3 separate regions of the Homo sapiens genome follow, and all the other regions are linked to region 1. A link is a contact called in ENCODE Hi-C or POLR2A ChIA-PET data. All regions are on one chromosome and are shown on one strand. Each heading gives the region's core, a stretch centred on a gene start or an enhancer-like site at or near the end of the contact. The rest is flanking DNA. Distances are from core to core; before and after follow the strand shown. Region 1 overlaps EPHA4 (EPH receptor A4). Region 2 overlaps ACSL3 (acyl-CoA synthetase long chain family member 3). Region 3 has its middle 72 kb from the start of ACSL3.

Evidence for each region. Hi-C counts contacts between places; a loop is a spot of excess contacts on that map. ChIA-PET counts read pairs that join two places held with the same protein, here RNA polymerase II (POLR2A). Pooled maps may share reads with other maps.
Region 2: a loop to region 1 is called in a map with no recorded cell type, with 16 times the contacts of the local background. The contact joins two enhancer-like sites. A Hi-C loop is called at or near these places in 2 of 37 single-sample maps with no recorded cell type and 3 of 50 pooled maps.
Region 3: a loop to region 1 is called in a pooled map, with 6 times the contacts of the local background. The contact joins two enhancer-like sites. A Hi-C loop is called at or near these places in 2 of 50 pooled maps. POLR2A ChIA-PET finds 5 or more read pairs at or near these places in 2 of 52 experiments (CD4-positive, alpha-beta T cell and activated CD4-positive, alpha-beta T cell).

What each region holds. Positions count from the first base shown.
Region 1 is chr2:221,516,240-221,519,608 of GRCh38, reverse strand. The region is part of intron 3 of EPHA4 (EPH receptor A4); the gene reads left to right. Among named protein-coding and RNA genes, the nearest start is that of EPHA4, 54 kb to the left of the region's middle. RefSeq lists enhancers at 1,269-1,768, 1,626-1,920, 1,769-2,270, 1,244-2,443. Within about 2 kb of position 1,733, at least 22 of the 41 ENCODE cell types and tissues checked have a DNase peak (open chromatin) inside an H3K27ac peak, as active enhancers do; they include CD4-positive, alpha-beta T cell, where a contact is called at or near this core.
Region 2 is chr2:222,910,627-222,913,995 of GRCh38, reverse strand. All of the region lies in intron 4 of ACSL3 (acyl-CoA synthetase long chain family member 3), which reads right to left. Among named protein-coding and RNA genes, the nearest start is that of ACSL3-AS1, 7.3 kb to the left of the region's middle. Within about 2 kb of position 1,700, at least 6 of the 41 ENCODE cell types and tissues checked have a DNase peak (open chromatin) inside an H3K27ac peak, as active enhancers do.
Region 3 is chr2:222,787,763-222,791,131 of GRCh38, reverse strand. No RefSeq gene overlaps it. Among named protein-coding and RNA genes, the nearest start is that of ACSL3, 72 kb to the left of the region's middle. Within about 2 kb of position 1,516, at least 7 of the 41 ENCODE cell types and tissues checked have a DNase peak (open chromatin) inside an H3K27ac peak, as active enhancers do; they include CD4-positive, alpha-beta T cell, where a contact is called at or near this core.

The DNA of each region.
Region 1 (3,369 bases), core at 484-2,983:
AGTAATGGCAAAGATCGCAATGACTTTTGTACCAACCTAATAACTGGAGCAGAGGAAAAGAAGTTCTGTTGGATTCGTCTGAAGAGCTGAAGGAAAGGAACTGGGTTTTCTCACTGTTAATTGCCCCTTTCTCATCTCAACCTGGCTCCTTTCCTCAGATTCTTGCTTTGGAATCACCATCTGTTTTCCACTCCACAGAGCTTTGGGAGGAATGTCAGCTCTGTTGTCTCCGACTTAAGGTCCAAATGCCCCTTTTCAGAAACTGTCCATCATTTAAAGTTCGACGAGAAAACTTGGACTTGCTTTGTGGCCATAAGACCCTATATTTTCAGATTTCCTATAGACGATGTTTTGTTATATCCTGCTTTAAAAAAAAAGTGTTTAAAACTACATTTATAGCCACCCTAGCTGTTGCACTGCACTGTTTTTTGGTTAAAACATGCACCTGCTTTGTTAGTAAAGGAACCTTTGCCAAGTGAATTGTATGTGGGAGGGTGTGACTAACTCTGCAAAGGGACTTATCTCTTATCCTATCTGCCTGAGCTCCCAAGGCTGCCTTTGATAAGATTTATTTCTTCTTGCACCAGCCCCACCCCTCCAACCTTTACTGCTATCTTTCCTCTGAAAATTATTCATATCTAAATATTTTAACTTTTCAAAACTACTCTGCTCTCTGGTTTCATATTTTGTTGAGTGATCTAACCCTTCCTCTGGGAGACAAGTGCTCCCAAGCAAGAGAGCATTACAATTCTGCCTCCCCTGCTCCTCCCACCTTTTAAGTATTATCAGCAGACCTGCTTGCTTACCCGTGTTAGGATTGTGCTGTTTCCTTTTTGGCAAGCTTCAGCCAAGCCCATAATGTTGCAAGGCTGTTTGAAGGGAAATGTAAGTCACAATGGCAAGAAACATAGAAACAGAAAACATAGGAACAGAAAAAGAAAAGTAAATCTGAAATGATCTTCGTACAGCTTGGTTCACAGCAAGGAGTGGTCTGAGTTGCTTTCTGTGTCTAGACATTTAGATGCTAAAGGCAACTGTGTCATCATTCATTCATTCATTCGTATACTTAGTCTACATATTTGTGGTGAGTAGCCATCGTTACAGGTTACAGGTTACCAAATGTTAGAGATGTAATAGTAAACAGGATGGGCGTATTTGCAGCTGCTATGGATCTGAGAGTGTGTTCTGCAAAGGGTGATAGACATGAAACCTCAAAACACACAGTTCATGACTGGATTACAGTTGTGCAGCAGGAGCGGGTAAAGAGCGGGGTCTAGGGAAGAGAGATTTCCTAACCTAGACTACAGGCATCAGGAGAGGATTCTTGTTTCTTACAAGCTGGAGGTGAGGACCATTTTGCATTGGAGGATAAGGACTGAGCTCTTAACCACAGAAGCCATGGAGTGGGGAGGGGGAAGCATGAACAGTTTCAGATCTGAATAAATCCACTCAATTTCTCAGTTTTCCTGAAAACCAGCTACCTATTTTCTGCCTCCCAATTAGATGAAATTCTGTTCTGGGAGGAAACAGGAAAGTAAAGACCTCAGTTGTAAAACAACACTGCGCTGCCCACACCAGCAGCTACCTAATGTCAACCTGAAACCTCATAACTCACTTACTTCAATGGCTGTTGACAAACTCTTGTCAGCTGCACCCTTAGTTCCGGTTTGAATCACGCTCAGGAAGCTGGCCCCTCGGCTGGCTTCCTCAAGTTAGTGGGTGCTGTCATGCAGCTGCTATCAAGGTGTGGCCCACTTGCAAGTGGTCAGGACCCAGGGCCTGGTGGCCAAGCCTCATCAAAGCTGTTGTGATAGCACATGCGGGTGGCATTCTTGAGCTGGGAAGTGGTGTCCCAGTCTGCTTAAGTAGATGCAGACATGACTCATTTGGAAGGATACAGCCAAGGGGAAAATCAAAATTTGCTTTGTATGTCACTTGTTTGGAATCTTAAGTCCACTTAAAAAAAAAAAATGCCCTGCAACTGTGAGGAAGAGCAGAGTTAGTCCTTTATGTCACTTACTTGGAACTCTCGACTCCCGGCTCGCCCTCCTCCACCCTGGTCCAGGTGGCCATGCCCTCTCTGCTGGATCTCAAGGGCCTCCTTACAGGTCCCCTGCTTCTAATCATACTTCCTGTCATCCACGTTCTACCAGCAGCCAAATGAATCTTTTGACAATTTGTATCAAATCATATTGCCAGACTGAGAATAAAAACTAAACTCCTCACTGAGTTAAGGGCCTGTGGGCTCAGGATGACCACTCTGATCTCAATCTTGGCATGCCTCTTGCAACATTTCCTAGCATCAGTAATCTTCTGTCTGTCTAATACATGCCTACTGTAGGCCTTCTGCAACTTTCTCTTCTTCCTGGCATGCTTTCCCATGTAATGTTCACAATTGCTGGCCCTTTATTAATTGAGATCCCCTATGAACCACCTTCCCAGCCCCATCCTCAGTCTCTCATATTACCAGGTTTATTCTCCTGTACAGTTCTATCCCTGCCAGTAGAATATGTGCTCTGTGGAAACACAGGCCGTGCCAGTCATCCCTTCCCTATGTCAGGCACACGTAGGAGCGCTCAGCAATACATGTGGATGAATGAACCTTCACACCATAGAGCAAAGACATTTGTTTCCCTCTTTTTTCTGATCTGATTTTTAATAAGTGACAAAAAGAGCACAGGAGTGCTTGGGAATCTCTGCTAAGACAGGTAAGAGAAATTTCAATAAACAGTTTGGAGGGGTGGATTTATTTGGGGAAAAAAAAGGACCTTGCTCACAGTCCTAGGGCTGAGAAAGTGTTGGAGCTCAGTTCCTGAGCTCCATAAATGAGTCTGCACCAGTCCTGGAAGGAAAGATAAACGTGCTGGACTAATGTGCTCAATGGCATTTGAACTGAATTGTAAGTGACTTTGGGGTTTATCAGAGCATCCTAGGTTATTTGAGAATCACTGAATCTAGGTCGGGCATGGTGGCTCACCCCTGTGATCCCAGCACTTTGGGCCGAGGCGGGCCGATCACCTGAGGTCAGGAGTTCAAGACCAGCCTGACCAACATGGTAAAACCCCATTTCTACTAAAAATACAAATATTAACCAGGGGTCGCGGCGGACGCCTCTAATCCCAGCTACTTGGGAGGCAGAGGCAAGAGAATCACTTGAACCTGAGAGGCGGAGGTTGCAGTGAGCCGAGATCGTGCCTCTGCACTCCAGCCTACAGGACAGAGCAAGACTGCGTCTCAAAAAAAAAAAAAAAAAAAATCATTGAATCTATCAGATCATGGGAACCGTATAGACTTGGAATTTTTGAGGATTAAAAAGAGATATTTTAAATTATTTAGTCTGGTACTCTTAGAGGAAACTGACCCCTAGAA
Region 2 (3,369 bases), core at 451-2,950, 1.4 Mb before region 1:
CAAGAGATCTGGATAGTTGTAATAATCATGATAATGATAATGAGGGTAACTAACCTTTATTAGTGCTTACTACATGCTAAGGACACGGCAAGTGTTAACTTATTAAACTCTTACCATACCTGTAAAAAACTGTTACTATTATTATCCCTATTTTACACATGAGAATATGGAGATGTAGAGTAAATATAACTTGTTCAAAATCATGTAACTAATAAGTAATGGGACTAGAATATGAACCCAGGCAAACTCATTCCAGAGATTAAGCATAAAATCACAATGCTTCAACTGCACTGTAGAAAGAAGTCCGGGTCTTATTAAGCAGGTGAGTAAGGTGGCCTGATTAACAATTGTGAAAAATCATTTTTATGCTGTGTGTGAGTGAATTACAGTTGGGGGCAAGTGTGGAAGCAAGGAGGCCTGCTAAAAAAAAGGCGGGGGGAGGCTGTAAGGGATGTAAATCAGACACCCCTGATTTTTTGGCTTCAACAATTTGGTATGCAGCAGTGCCTTTAATAAATAGGATGAAAGGAGAGGGACAGTTTGGAAGGGGAAACTAAGAGAAGAGTAATATAATAACCAACCCACAAATCCCAGCCAAGAGACTGACCATAATTTGTTACATATAGCATGATGCAAATGTCCTAATAAATCAGAAAATAAGTTTTATACACATACACAAACAGGGTAAAAAAATGTGACTAAGAAATAACACAAAAGACGGCATTAAGAAAGAGGAAAAGAAAGCTAAGTCAACTTACAAGGACATAAATGAGTGTTTCTATTATCTTTTTGGATCAATTTAGAAGGAATGTCATAGTGAAGTCTTCTCTAAGCACCATATTACATAATCCCTCATTCTCTTCTTATTTTTATAAAATATCTAAGAAAAAATCAAGTGTTTCTGATGGCTCACAAAGTATATGAGCCAGCTTGTACTCTTTTCTGTTTCTATTTTTAGTCTTTGCAGCTTTGTTCTATTTCAGGTATACATGTATTTTAAGGTTGTCCTGAAATCATTTCACTGTTCATTTCAAGACGACGTTAGTGCAATGCATTTACTGCTGGGAACACTGGAATCAGGTGATGCTGACACAGGTTCCAGCTCTTAACTCTGCTACAGTTTTATAAAACCATATGAAACTTAAAAGGACCCTGAAAAGGCCTGCCAAGCAACCAAGTGCCTTTTGTTTTTCTGTCCCCCAAGGAAGAATCTGGTCGTAGTGAAGCTGGTGGCTACTCTACCTTGGACACAACGAGAGCAGGGTCATCGCCACTGCCTTTTTTCATCCACTCATCCTCCCCTCAGGACCTCAAAATAGACTGTTGGGATAAGATGGAAACAAAGCTTCAAAGTTCATTAATTTGAAATAAGGCTTGTGCATCTTTCCTTCAACCATATCAGATACAACATTCTGGGGTTAATCCCCAAAAGTCTTACTCAAAAAATATTTTAAATATTGCTACAACATTCGTTTTCTTTTCCAGTTGAAGATTATCTTCAAATATGGAAACTATTTAATGAAGACACACTTCACTGAGCTTGATCAGCTAGCAGGCACTAATAGCAGAAAGTACACAGCTTAACCCACCAGTTGTGAAAGTTCCCCTTTTCAACACCCTAGGCAGATGCTGCTACTGATGCAATGCAATGGGTGTAACAAGAAACCAAGAGAGGGGAAAACGAAAAAGGCCTAGCATGTTTAACATGCAGCTGAGATACCCACTCTGCAGTCTGCAGATCACTGCCACAGCTGCAACACAGAATGAACAGAAACTAAAGCCTCAGCTAACCAGCGACACTGCACACTTTCTTCTTGAGTATGGCCAAGAGAAACTACTTGTTTCATTTATTATATGCAAAATCTAAAAATTAATTCTACTTTCCCAATGAACCTAAAGAAAACTATAACATGTTCCCAAGACACAGTCTAGACACAGCCTTCTGAACAAAGTTTGATGAACCACAAATGCCAATTTCATAGCAAATGCTAGTAGGCAGATCTTCTGACATATAGAAATTCAAAACCTCCTTTTACTAACTAAATAAAACTTCACAGTAATGAACTATAGACAGAAAAAGTTGCTAAAAAACAGTCTGTCTCACCTAACTTTTATGAGTTCAAATACTTCATACTTTGTTGAATAATCATTGAATACAAAGGCACTATGGTTAAGATAAGCAGGAAAGAGCCACATACACTTACACACGCACATTTAGGAAACAACTATCATAGCTCTAGGATTTTATTTTGTCCAGTTATACTGATACACGAATTAGGAAGAAATTTCATATTCACCACATAAGCTTTTCTTCTTTTTACACAATTGAGAACTAGTTTGCTGCTGTACATACCGAATGACGACTGAAAGACAATACTAGCCACATTAAAATGAATAAAATATGTGTGGGATACCGGAGAAAAACGAAGCTTCCTGAAACATAAGACTTCTGTATATATGCTTAGACTAAAAGAGAATCCAACCTTTGAATTCAAATAGCATATCAAAGACAAAAAAATGAATCTATAAGCAGATAGAAAAGTAGAAAACTTTTGCACATAAAAATGTACTGTTTTCAGTACCTTCTCATAACTACCCGATTTCTCAAAAACAGACTCAAGAACAGAGTGCCATAAAAAGCTGTGCTGGTTGGGCGCTGTGGCTCATGCCTGTAATCCCAGCACTTTGGGAGGCCGAGGTGGGCGGATCACCTGAGGCTGGGAGTTCGAGACCAGCCTGACCAACATGGAGAAACCTTGTCTCTACTAAAAACACAAAATTAGCCGGACGTGGTGGCGCATGCCTGTAATCCCAACTACTCGGGAGGCTGAGCCAGGACAATCACTTGAACCCAGAAGGCGGACGTTGCGGTGAGCTGAGACGGCACCATTGCACTCCAGCCTGGGCAACAAGAGTGAAACTCCATCTCAAAAAAAAAAAAAAAAAAAAAGGCAGTGCCAGATATGTAAATATGACAAAAGCAAACTTCATTATGATAAAATGTTTTGGAAATTACAATCCATAGGCTGGAAAAGAAAAATCAAACATGCTTAACTCATGATTTCAATTTCTAGAAATGTGCTATTAACTTCAGCGAGATCTTAAATAGAAAAAAATTCAGTTTTTTCTAAGTCTGCAAAAGAAATAGGGAATATGTCTTAAAAATAAGGTGACCACATAACTATCCAAACTAGGGCACTTTTGAGACTGTAAGGGGGCACTATTAATGTCACAGCAACAAGTATAAATCAGGATGGTTTCAGATAAAACAAGATACACAACTACTCTATTTAAACGTGAGGAAATTTACATATTCTGTTGTCAAGTTAAAATGTTTTTAGTTTCTAGGAATTACTGACATCAACTTGC
Region 3 (3,369 bases), core at 267-2,766, 1.3 Mb before region 1:
CACCCTAAAGATCTCATTTTCACTTAATCACGTCTTTAAAGGCCCTATCTCTAAATATAGTCACATTCTTTTTTTTTTTTTTTTTTTTTTTTTGGGATGGAGCCTTTCTCTGTGTCCTAGGCTGGAGTGCAATGGCACGATCTCGGCTCACTGCAGCCTCCGCCTCCTGAGTTCAAGTGATTCTCCTACCTCAGCCTCCCGAGTAGTTGCGATTACAGACTTGCACCACCACACCAGGCTAATTTCTGTATTTTTAGTAGAGACGGGGTTTCACCATGTTGACCAGGCTAGTCTCAAACTCCTGACCTCAGGTGATCCTTCCTCCTCGGCCTCCCAAAGTGCTGGGATTACAGGCAGGAGCCACCGCACCTGGCCTAAATATAGTCACCTTCTGAGGTAGCTTGGCATATGAATTTTTCAGAGGACACAGCTTGGGCCACAGCAGGGGAAACAGCTAAGACTCAGACCAGTTTATTCCAATTCTATTATTTAAACAGTTCCTGTAGACAAATGCTGGGTCCCTCAAGGTCTCTTCCTCTTCTCCTTCTGCCTGCTCCTCTCCAACATGGCCTCTGGGGTTACTGGGGTGTATGTGGTTTATACCAGGGGTCCCCAACCCCTGGGCCTTGGACAAGACTGGTCCATGGCCTGTTAGGAACTGGGCTGCACAGCAGAAGGTGAACGATGGGCAAGTGAGCATTACCTTCTGAGCTCTGCTCCTGTCAGATCGGTGCCAGCACTAGATTCTCATAGGAGGCCAACACTATTGTGAACTGTGCACATCAGGGATCTAGGTTGTGTGCTCCTTATGAGAGTCTAATGCCTGATGAACTGGAGCAAGTTTCATCCTGAAGCCATTCCCCTGCCACCGTCTGTGGAAAAATTGTTTTCCATGAAACCAGTCCCTGTTGCCTAAAAGCTGGGGGACCGCTGGTTTACAGGACCGTGGGTTGAATGATGACCCATGCTTGTCTGCTGGATCCACACTGATCTCCACAGAGGGACTGGTCTCCTTCCTGGTCTGCTTGAGAGCTGAGATGTTCCTGATCCCATGGCTTTGAGGAAGATCCGCTGGTTCCTCTAGCTGGCACCTGTGGTGCTGGTATCCCTGGTCTTGGGATCCCCATCTGCTGACCCAGGCCCCTGCTGGTCCACTGCACACTCAGAACGGCCACGACCTCCCTTCCAAGCATACGAGGAGGTCTCATTCCTGTGTGTGCCAGGTTTTGGGGAAAAGGACCACTGCTTCAGGCTTACCTAGCCCCTGGCTTCTCACGGCACCTGCCCACCATCATCTCATGCCGAGTTACACAGTCCCAACTTACAGACCTGCAGCTTCAGTTCTCCTGGGGGCCTGAGATGCTCTGGTTCCCCCAGATCTAGCTGAGTCCTTCTCTCTCTCTTTCTCCTGTCACTCATCACACACATACACACACACACACACACACACACACACACACACACGCATGCACACACAGTGGCCCTCAGGCAGAAGCAGGTAGAAATCTTTGTTTGAACTTCTCTGCTTTCCCTTTTGCTCTCTTCTTCTACTTGCCAGATGTGGGTTTCACTTTCCCTTCATCATATCCTCCTAGCCATAAAAAGTGGAAAACAATGACATATTGGTTTTTAAAAGTTTTAAAAGTGAAAGGACTTCTTTTTTATTTTTAAGAAAGAAACTCCATTGTCCAGGCTTAGTTCTTGATACATAACTTTAATAACTAAGTTAGTAATCCTTGCTCTCACTCCTACACCCTCTCTCGAGTCTGACAGTCAAGCCTATGGTGTTGTTGCATTTGATGCAGTTTTTTTAATTTGAGTCAAATCTGAGAAGTAACTGAGTTGCTCTACTGAATATTTGCCTTTTACCTAAAGTCCTGAAATGTCTTGTTTCAGTGGGTGAGAAGCCCACGGGAAATAAAGTTTCTAGGAGATGAATTCATACTTCACAAGAGTATCTTCCTTACATTCATTTGTGAAGTCCATGTGTATATCCCAACTGGAACAGGATTCTGAGCTCTGACTGGTGCTTTTGCAATTGCATCCCTGCTTTAAAATGCTCCAGTGATGCGGCCTTTGACGGGTTACTTAAACTTTTGAAGCCTAATCTTCATCTGTAACATAGGGAAAATAATACCATACCAATAAAATTATTGCGACGATTACATAAAATAATGCTTGCAAGTCCCAGATACCTTGTCAGCATTCTATAAATATGAATAATTATTATGGAAAACAGCTACTCCACTGAACATGGTGGCTCACGCCTGTAATCCCAACTCTTTGGGAGGCCAAGGCTGGAGGATCACTTGAGCCCGTTGAGCCCAGGGGTTCGAGATCTCACCATGTTGCCTGGGAAACATAAGGAGATCCTGTCTCTACACATTTTGTTTTTTTACGAATTAGCCAGGCATGTGGTTCTTGCCCGTGGTCCCAGCTACTTGGGAGGCTGAGGGTGATATGGGAGGATCTCTTGAGCCCAGGTGATCAAAGCTGCAGTGAGCTGTGATTGTGCCATTGCACTCCAGCCTGGGTAATAGAGTGAGACCCTGTCTCAAAAAAAAAAAAAAAAAAAAAACAAAGAAAAGAAAAGAAAAAAAAAATCCCAGCTACTCAAAGCTCTTGCTTCTTAGGAGAGTTTAGAAGATGCAGCTGCGATTGGTAGCGCCTTGAAACAACTGTTCTGGCTCTCTTCCAGCAGCTTCCTAGAGGCTCAGGAATTGGAATTCTTGGTCACCCAAGCAGAGTTCGCCTCTGTTTACTGAGGTCCCCATGTGAATAAATGGAACAAAGTAATCTAGTCAAGGAACATGAGGGAGTGCCACACTATGAAGCCTGAGGCTAAATAACTGGGATGTGATCCTGTGGGGAAAGAATGTGACGCTGGATGGTGGGAAGTCAGGGGGGTTTCACGTCAGACATCAGGCACCTGATTGAGGCCGAAGGTTAGTGACAGCATGGGTTAGAATCTCCTGCCCACGGCCGGGCGCAGTGGCCCACGCCTGTAATTCCAGCACTTTGGGAGGCCGAGGCGGGCGGATCACCAGGTCAGGAGGTTGAGACCATCCTGACTAACACAGTGAAACCCCGTCTCTACTAAAAATGCAAAAAATTAGCCGGGCGTGGTGGCGGGCGCCTGTAGTCCCAGCTACTTGGCAGGCTGAGGCAGGAGAATGGAATGGGCCCAGGAGGTGGAGCTTGCAGTGAGCCGAGATCATGCCACTGCACTCCAGCCTGGGCCACAGAGCGAGACTCTGTCTCAAAAAAAAAAAAAAAAAGAATCCTAGAATCTCCTGCCCACTTCTGAGTCCTCTTGGCTGAGCCTTGCTGCCGAGCGAGCATTAGGATGTCATACACATCACACAGGGT